Regions from separate parts of the Homo sapiens genome. Here region 2 is linked to region 1. A link is a loop called in an ENCODE intact Hi-C map of the cell type or tissue named here. Cell type or tissue: heart right ventricle. All regions are shown on one strand. Links, peaks and the distances in the headings refer to the core of each region. The heading gives the core; the rest is flanking DNA.

The links. Hi-C counts contacts between places; a loop is a spot of excess contacts. Peaks named below come from ENCODE experiments on the same cell type or tissue, not always from the same donor. Only the 100,000 strongest peaks of a DNase experiment are listed, where the experiment ranks them.
Region 2: a loop joins it to region 1, with 8 times the contacts of the local background. A loop is called at or near these places in 26 of 110 quality-filtered maps.

Annotation. Positions count from the first base shown.
Region 1 is chr10:80,067,805-80,072,202 of GRCh38, forward strand. The region is part of intron 1 of TMEM254-AS1 (TMEM254 antisense RNA 1); the gene reads right to left. Among named protein-coding and RNA genes, the nearest start is that of TMEM254, 8.7 kb to the right of the region's middle. In heart right ventricle, for the core only: no CTCF peak of the experiment used is centred there; a DNase peak (open chromatin) is centred at 2,479.
Region 2 is chr10:80,220,993-80,225,390 of GRCh38, forward strand. No RefSeq gene overlaps it. Among named protein-coding and RNA genes, the nearest start is that of LINC00857, 15 kb to the left of the region's middle. In heart right ventricle, for the core only: a CTCF peak has its summit at 1,857 (motif pointing left); a DNase peak (open chromatin) is centred at 1,829; H3K4me3 peaks cover 390 bases.

The DNA.
Region 1 (4,398 bases), core at 104-4,103:
ACGTGTTTCTTTGCCATATTTTGAAATGGTCCTGCAAAGCTGTTCTTTGTGGGGGAAAATTTGCATCTGTAAAGAATCTCTATTAACATAGCTAGATCTTTTTCTTCCAGACCCTCCCAATCCTAAAGAGATTAAGATCTGAATAGGAAACATTTTTCACCTATTGTCTCTAAGGCAGCTACAATAAGACTTCAAAAGAACTTTGGTCTCCAGTATCTTTATCTTAACCTGAACATTCCCTTTCTATCTATACCAGGTCTTTAGACAAACTCAACCAACTGTCAACCAGAGAATGTTTTAAATTCACCTATAACCTGGAAGCCCCTGCTTTGAGTTGTTCCATCTTTCTGGACCAAACCAATGTATTTCTTAAATGTATTTGATTGATGTCTCATGCCTTTCTAAAATGTATAAAACCAAGCTGTGCTCCAACCACCTTGGGCACATGTTCTCAGGACCTCCTGAAGGCTATGTCACAGGCCATGGTCACTCATATTTGGCTCAGAATAAGACTCTTCAAATATTTTATAGAGTTCAACTCTTTTCATTGATATTAATATCGAAGACCCATCTCTAGAAAGACTATCATAATTTCTTCTTAATCACAGCCAACTGAATTATATAACCCCTTTAAAAAAAATTAAATTCCTTTTTACTAACCTTATTATGACTTACATAGACCATTTACAACGTGCTTAGACTGTTTGTTTTGTCCTAAAGATCCCTCTTTCTTGAAAAACCAGTTATCTTATTTTAGGAAAAATTTACCATACAAGATTCTCATATAAAAATTTTTTTTCTTTTTACTTTCTTTACCAAAAATAACTCTTTATATCTGTAGCTTTCCTTACATCTCATATTTCCTAGTTCTGTTTACACTGTTTTATGCATAACCTTAAATAAGCTTTGAATTAAACAAAGGTATTTACCTTTTTTTAAAATTTTTTTTAAATTCTTTTTTTTTTTTTTTTTTGAGACAGAGTCTCGCTCTGTCACCCAGGCTGTAGTGCAGTGGCATGATCTCGGCTCACTGCAACCTGCACCTCCTGGGTTCAAGCAATTATCTGCCTCAGCCTTTTGAGTAGCTGGGATTATAGGCACCCGCCACTACACCTGGCTAATTTTTGTACTTTTAGTAGAGACAGGGTTTCACCATCTTGGCCGGGCTGGCCTTGAACTCCTGAACTCATGATCCACCCGCCTCAGCCTCTCAAAGTGCTGGGATTACAGGTGTGAGCCACCACATCTGCCATATTTACCTTTTAATAAGAATATTTTTAAAAAGTTTTCCTATAATTTTTAAATTGTAAATTACCCAGATATTCAATTAATACCTATTATTTAATATGACTTTAGATTCTAAATTTTATGACAAGTTTGTTTATAAGCATTTAGTCTATACATTTACTTGATTATCTAATAGTTTACCTAGGTTATTTATGAAAACAGTGATAGTCATCACTTCAAGTTAATTCTCTGTTAATTATTTTTATAGCTGTGAATTTCAGGTGTTTACTTAAGTAAGAAGCTTAAGGTTTAATATAAGGGTGTTTTTACCAATAACTCAGGATTTAGCTGTTTTCATTAAACCAACAATGTTTTGTGTCTTATTTATCAAAAATTATACAAGCAAAGATCATTCAGTTTTGGGCTGGGTTTTATAGTTTTATAACTCTTATGGTAAATCTTATAGCATTCTGCAGGAATAAAGCATGAAACCACTTGATCAATAAATGCAAACAAAAATACTAACAATTCTTAAGACATTTCTAGTATTATTTTACCAACAATTTTAAAGCAAGCTTATTTATTAAAGATTTTACTTAAGTCACATGTGATACAGAAGGGCTGGGCTCAGGGCTAAACCCCACCATTCAGCCTGGACCACGGCCCTAAGGGAAAACAGCTGACCCTGTTTTTCCACCTAAATAATGCCTTTTTGGCCTGCCACACCCCTATCCTGTGCCCATAAAAAGACTTCAGTTGCTAAAGAAAAAATAAAAATAAAAATAAACAGGAAAGAAAAAAACAAAGAAAAGAAAAAAAGATTTCAACTGGCAGAGCAACACAAGCAGCTGAGTGGTGGGAATACAAGTGGCTGAGTGGCAAGCAGAGAAGCAACTGAACATTCGAGACTATGGATAGACACGACAAACTTCAGATAGTGCGGCTTCAGAGAGCGGCCCAGCCAGAGACAGCCAGGCTTCAGGGAAAGATCACCTTCTTCCCACATCATTGCCTTTTCACCTCCGCATCCCGATGAGAGCCACTTCCATTACCCAGTAAAATCCTCCTTATACACTACCCTTCAATCCATTTGTGTGACCTGGATGTCAGACAAGAACCCAAGTGCCTAGAGGACAGCTGCTGCCACCCTGACCCTCCACTGAGCTAGCTGGCACTTGGCCATCTCTGGACAGCAGAGCTGAAAGAGCATTGATTGTAATATACTTGGATGCTGCTGCGGGGCCCACACAGAGCCTGCTCCTGCCAGAGAGGAGCAACTAGCCAGTTCCAGCATTTGTTCGCTCCAGTTCCTGCACTCACTAGCATGCATGATCCCTCTTGCAAGGAGTGGACAGCTGCTGGCTCAATGAAACCAGCCACTCCAGTTCCCACCCATGAAAGGGGTCAAGGGAATTATCCCATCTCACATGAACTTGAAAAACATTTGACTAGTCTTTTTTTTTTTTTGATAAAGTATTTGATTTAAGCACTTTCATTTTTCTTTAAACCACTTAATGCAAGCTCTTTTATATCTTTTTAGTAGTAAAATATTATATACACAACACAGAAATACATAGACATATTAGGCATACCAATAGAAGTACAGCTTACAGATTCATAAGACCTATTTTTTTTTCCTTAGACTTTTAAATTCTTGATAACCCATTTTATTACCCTAGGCAGTTTTAGCTAAAGTACTAAATTTGCATATTAAAGGAAACAACTCAAGTGAAAAATCAATTAGCAAAATTTACATCTCAAGAGGAAAAGTCAGGTGTGCTAGAGTGAAGTTAAAATGAATTTAATTACCAATTAAAATTATATAAATCTACTATAAAAGCCTTTTAAATATATATACACACACATATACACACATACACACAAAAAATCCCATAGCTTTTACTTCTGAACTTTAGTCATGAGATAAATACAAATGCACTGGGTTGAAAAAAAAAAAAAGTTTAGATCAAAAAGTGGTTTTAGGCCAGGCACTGTGACTCATGCCTGTAATCCCAGCACTTTGGGAGGCCAAGGCGGTGGACCACCTGAGGTCAGGAGTTTGAGACAAGCCTGGCCAACATGGCAAAACCCCGTCTCTGCTAAAAATAAAAAAAATAGCCAGGCGTGGTGGTGGATGCCTGTAATCTCAGCTACTCGGGAGGCTGAGGAAGGAGAATCACTTAAACCCAGGAGGTGGAGGTTGCAGTGAGCTGAGACCGTGCCACTGCACTCTAGCCTGCATGATGGAGTGAGACTCCATCTCAAAAAAAAAAAAAACCAGTGATTTTTAATCTCAATAGAAAAGTAACAGCAGATGTAAGTCAGACAGAAAAGAAAACAAAGAAAAGGAGAACTTAGGAACTCTATAGTTTGCAGGTCAACCTTAGGTCTCTTTTTCCTTAATGTAAATGTGCACAAACACCATAATACTTCAATTTCACATAAACTCTAGTAAGTAGAGCCACCATAATACTGATGGAGTGCCCAAAGGGGGTCATTCTCCTTGTTTTCTCCTCATACTTAGATTATTTGTTTCCCAGTATTTTTTAAAGGAGGAACTGAGCTGTGGCCTAGGGCTTTTGTGGAATGGGTGGAAGTGTGCTGGTTGCAGGCAGGACTCCACGGTGTCACCCCTGAGTCATCGTTGCCCTCTTATGTGTCTCAATTTCTCTCTCTGAAGCTCTAGCACCTCTCAGAGGGCTCAAAACCTGGAGCTCCCATACGTGCTTCCTGGATGAGCCTTTTTAAAACTAATTTTGTTGGGGGTTCCCTGTAGGGCTGCTGCGCTACATGTCATGATGGGTGGGTGAACCTCACAGACACTCCCACAAGGCCCCTGGTCACCCAGGGGTGCCTTTCAGCTGGGAGGAGTAAAATGCCCTTTCTCTTTGGAGCTAAGGAAACTCAGACTCTCATTTACCTACGAAAGCAACAGTTCAGTTTCTCATTCCATATCTTATTTATCAAAAATTGTACAAGAGAAGATTATTTGTTTTCTTTTTTTTTGTTTTTTGTTTTTTGTTTTTTTTTTTGAGACAGAGTCTTGCTGTGTCCCCCAGGCTGGAGTGCAGTGGTGCAATCTCGGCTCACTGCAAGCTCCACCTCCTGGGTTCACACCATTCTCCTACCTCAGCCTCCCAAGTAGCTGGGACTACAGGCGCCCACCACCAT
Region 2 (4,398 bases), core at 242-4,241, 150 kb after region 1:
ATCTCCTAGGCCTGAGTCCACATATAGCTCTATGTGGCTCTCTCCACCACTCTCTAGCCTTCATTTTTCCCCTTAGCACATACATCACCTGACATACAATGCATTTGACTGACTTATTTCTTAGTCTCCCCTGATTGAGGGTGGGGTGTTCTGTCTCTCTTGTTTGACCACTATACCCCCAGGATCTACAAGGTGTCTGGCATGTAGCAGGGACTTAATAAACGTGGGTTGAGGAATGAATGAACAAACAAAAGCATCTTTAGTGTCCTCTGTTCTCTGGACCTCAGGCTCCACTGCAGCCTAGTTAGTCTTGATCTTCAGGCCTAAACAAGGCCCAAACCACAGGCCTGCTTCCATACTGGCTTATCCCACCTATCTAGCAGTTTCCCAGGCTGGGCTTTGGAGACAGGTGGGCTTGGATTTGAATCCTGGCTCTGCATTATGAGGCTTTTAACACCCCATTTTCCTTATGTGTAAAACCAGAAGGATGCCTAACTCCCAAGAATATGGTAAGTGAATTAAATGGAAGGTGTGTGTAAAGAGCTCAGCACAACTCCTCCAACACAGTAAGTGCACAATAAATGTGGCCATGAGGGAGGCAATAGGGCAGGGTGAGGAGGAGCAACAGGCTTCCTCTGGTGACATCTCCTACGAGTTGGTAGAGGAAACCTGGCGCACTGTGCACAGTGGATTCTGGTCAGGCCCTGAGCTCAAGGGGAAAGAATCCCATGATTGATTACTGATGTCTGTCATGCACGTGCGGGCCGGGTGACAGGGTAGGGTGAAAGAGAGTAGCAGCCCCAAGCCATACGTTTGCCATCCTGATCTAGAATTTCCACCATTGCTCCTTTTCTTGTGCATGTCTTGACTGTTTTTAAGGGTGAGAGCTCCCCTGTTTTCAACAGCTCAGTTCTGACTCCGTAATTTCTCACCCACCCCAGCCCTGAATGGTGCAGTCTGCTCCTCTGAGCCCCAACACTCTTTTCTCTGCTGTTCCTTTATTATTTACCATGTAGCATTTTGGTTTTTAAAAATCTTTCTGGCCTCCTTTCCACACATATAGGCAGAACATGCCTTCAGGGTAGATTTCACCTTAGAGAACTAACGCAGGAAAGTGCACAGAGTTGCAAATCAGAAAATCTGAACTTGTTGTGAATTTGAGCTCATCGCTTTGCCTTTTGGAGTCTGTTTCCCCAGCTGAAAAGCAGAGCCCTAAGATGGCTTTGCAGCCCATGGTATCCCAGGGCTGTGGTGAGAATCAGCATTTCACTGGGCTCTGTGGAGAGGAAAAGCTTTCATGTTTGGCCAGTCGCGGTGGCTCACGCCTGTAATCCCAGCACTTTGGGAGGCCAAGGTGGGCGGATCACCTGAGCGTCAGGAGTTCAAGACCAGCCTGGCCAACATGGTAAAACCTCATCTGTACTAAAAATACAAAAATTAGCCAGGCATGGTGGCGGGCGCCTGTAATCTCAGCTAAGCAGGAGGCTGAGGCAGAAGAATCGCTTGAACTCACGAGGCAGAGGTTGCAGTGAGCTGAGATTGCGCCAGTCTACTCCAGCCTGGGTGACAGAGTGAGACTCCATCTCAAAAAAAAAAAAAAAAAAAGCGTTCATATTCTCATTGCATGTCCATGTACCCCCTCCTGCCACCAGGTCTCAAACTGGAGCTTCTGCAGATGCTCAAGATGCTTTTTCAGCAAGGGGGTAGTAGGATGAGGCTTCCAATGGGAGCAGTGGGCATTTGGCAGGCATTGACAACAAGCAGAGTTCGGAGAATGGAAAAGAAAAACCAACTTTTCTCGCCTTAAACCGGCAATTGCAAAGTTGAGAGCTAGGAAAGCTAAATGCTGCCACCTGCCGGTCATTTTCTACGTTAGCAGCATCAAAGTAAACAGTTTTATAAAGCTCTTGTTTATTTTTTATTATATTTTATTTTATTATTATTATTATACTTTAAGTTTTAGGGTACATGTGCACATTGTGCAGGTTAGTTACATATGTATACATGTGCCATGTTGGTGTGCTGCACCCATTAACTCGTCATTTAGCATTAGGTATATCTCCTAATGCTATCCCTCCTCCCTCCCCCCACCCCACAACAGTCCCCAGAGTGTGATGTTCCCCTTTCTGTGTCCATGTGTTCTCATTGTTCAATTCCCACCTATGAGTGAGAACATGCGGTGTTTTGTTTTTTGTCCTTGCGATAGTTTACTAAGAATGATGATTTCCAATTTCATCCATGTCCCTACAAAGGACATGAACTCATCATTTTTTATGGCTGCATAGTATTCCATGGTGTATATGTGCCACATTTTCTTAATCCAGTCTGTCATTGTTGGACATTCGGGTTGGTTCCAAGTCTTTGCTATTGTGAATAATGCCGCAATAAACATACGTGTGCATGTGTCTTTATAGCAGCATGATTTATAGTCCTTTGGGTATATACCCAGTAATGGGATGGCTGGGTCAAATGGTATTTCTAGTTCTAGATCCCTGAGGAATCGCCACACTGACTTCCACAATGGTTGAACTAGTTTACAGTCCCACCAACAGTGTAAAAGTGTTCCTATTTCTCCACATCCTCTCCAGCACCTGTTGTTTCCTGACTTTTTAATGATCGCCATTCTAACTGGTGTGAGATGGTATCTCATTGCGGTTTTGATTTGCATTTCTCTGATGGCCAGTGATGATGAGCATTTTTTCATGTGTTTTTTGCCTGCATAAATGTCTTCTTTTGAGAAGTGTCTGTTCATATCCTTCGCCCACTTTTTGATGGGGTTGTTTGTTTTTTTCTTGTAAATTTGTTTGAATTCATTGTAGATTCTGGATATTAGCCCTTTGTCAGATGAGTAGGTTGCGAAAATTTTCTCCCATTTTGTAGGTTGTCTGTTCACTCTGATGGTAGTTTCTTTTGCTGTGCAGAAGCTCTTTAGTTTAATAAGATCCCATTTGTCAATTTTGGCTTTTGTTGCCATTGCTTTTGGTGTTTTAGACATGAAGTCCTTGCCCATGCCTATGTCCTGAATGGTAATGCCTAGGTTTTCTTCTAGGGTTTTTATGGTTTTAGGTCTAACGTTTAAGTCTTTAATCCATCTTGAATTAATTTTTGTATAAGGTCTAAGGAAGGGATCCAGTTTCAGCTTTCTACATATGGCTAGCCAGTTTTCCCAGCACCATTTATTAAATAGGGAATCCTTTCCCCATTGCTTGTTTTTCTCAGGTTTGTCAAAGATCAGATAGTTTTAGATATGTGGCATTATTTCTGAGGGCTCTGTTCTGTTCCATTGATCTATATCTCTATTTTGGTACCAGTACCATGCTGTTTTGCTTACTGTAGCCTTGTAGTATAGTTTGAAGTCAGGTGGCATGACACTTCCAGCTTTGTTCTTTTGGCTTAGGATTGACCTGGCGATGCAGGCTCTTTTTTGGTTCCATATGAACTTTAAAGTAGTTTTTTCCAATTCTGTGAAGAAAGTCATTGGTAGCTTGATGGGGATCGCATTGAATCTATAAATTACCTTGGGCAGTATGGCCATTTTCACGATATTGATTCTTCCTACCCATGAGCATGGAATGTTCTTCCATTTGTTTGTATCCTCTTTTATTTCACTGGAAGCTCTTGTTTAAATTCAGTAAAGACCCAGAGGGAGGAGGTGGCATTTACTGAGCACCTCCTGTTTATAAGGAACTGTCTTCAAGTGTGCCATGGGTACAGACATAAATTAGCACCGGATATTGCTGATAAAGAGAGCACAGATTCCAGAGAGCCAAGGCTGCCTCTCAATGACTACATGCCTTAGGTTCACCCTTCAACCTCTCTGAACTTCAGTTTTCTCAACAGGTAGATGGACCAGGGTGCCCTCTAAGGATCCCAAGGAAGGGCCTTAAAAGATGAAGAGGATGTTGACAGACAGTTACTGAGAAGGAAAAGAGGAGGGCATCCTATGCAGACAAAGAGGAGGGTTTCAAGGGAAGTCCTGACATGTGTCTCCTTCCCTCGTCCCCTTGTTTGTGAAGCCGAAGGGTAAGTTCCTGATCTTTAAGCGCCTGTCCACCTGTGACTTCTGGTCAAGGGAAGGGACAGAGGAGTTGGAAAGACTTCTTGAAGGAAGAATGAAACAAACACCTGTGTTGTAGGATCCACCAACTTTAAGAAATGGAACCATGTAATTACCTTTAAAGTATTCTATAATTTATTTACACATTATTGTATATTTTGTTTACAACATTCTACTGTTGATGGACATTTAAATTATTTCCCATTGTCTCCAGGTTTATTTGTTTTTCTGGCTTGGACATCCATATGCATACATTTTTTCTTCTTCTTCTTCTTCTTCTTCTTCTTCTTCTTCTTCTTCTTCTTCTTCTTCTTTTCTTTTCTTCTCCTTCTCCTTCTCCT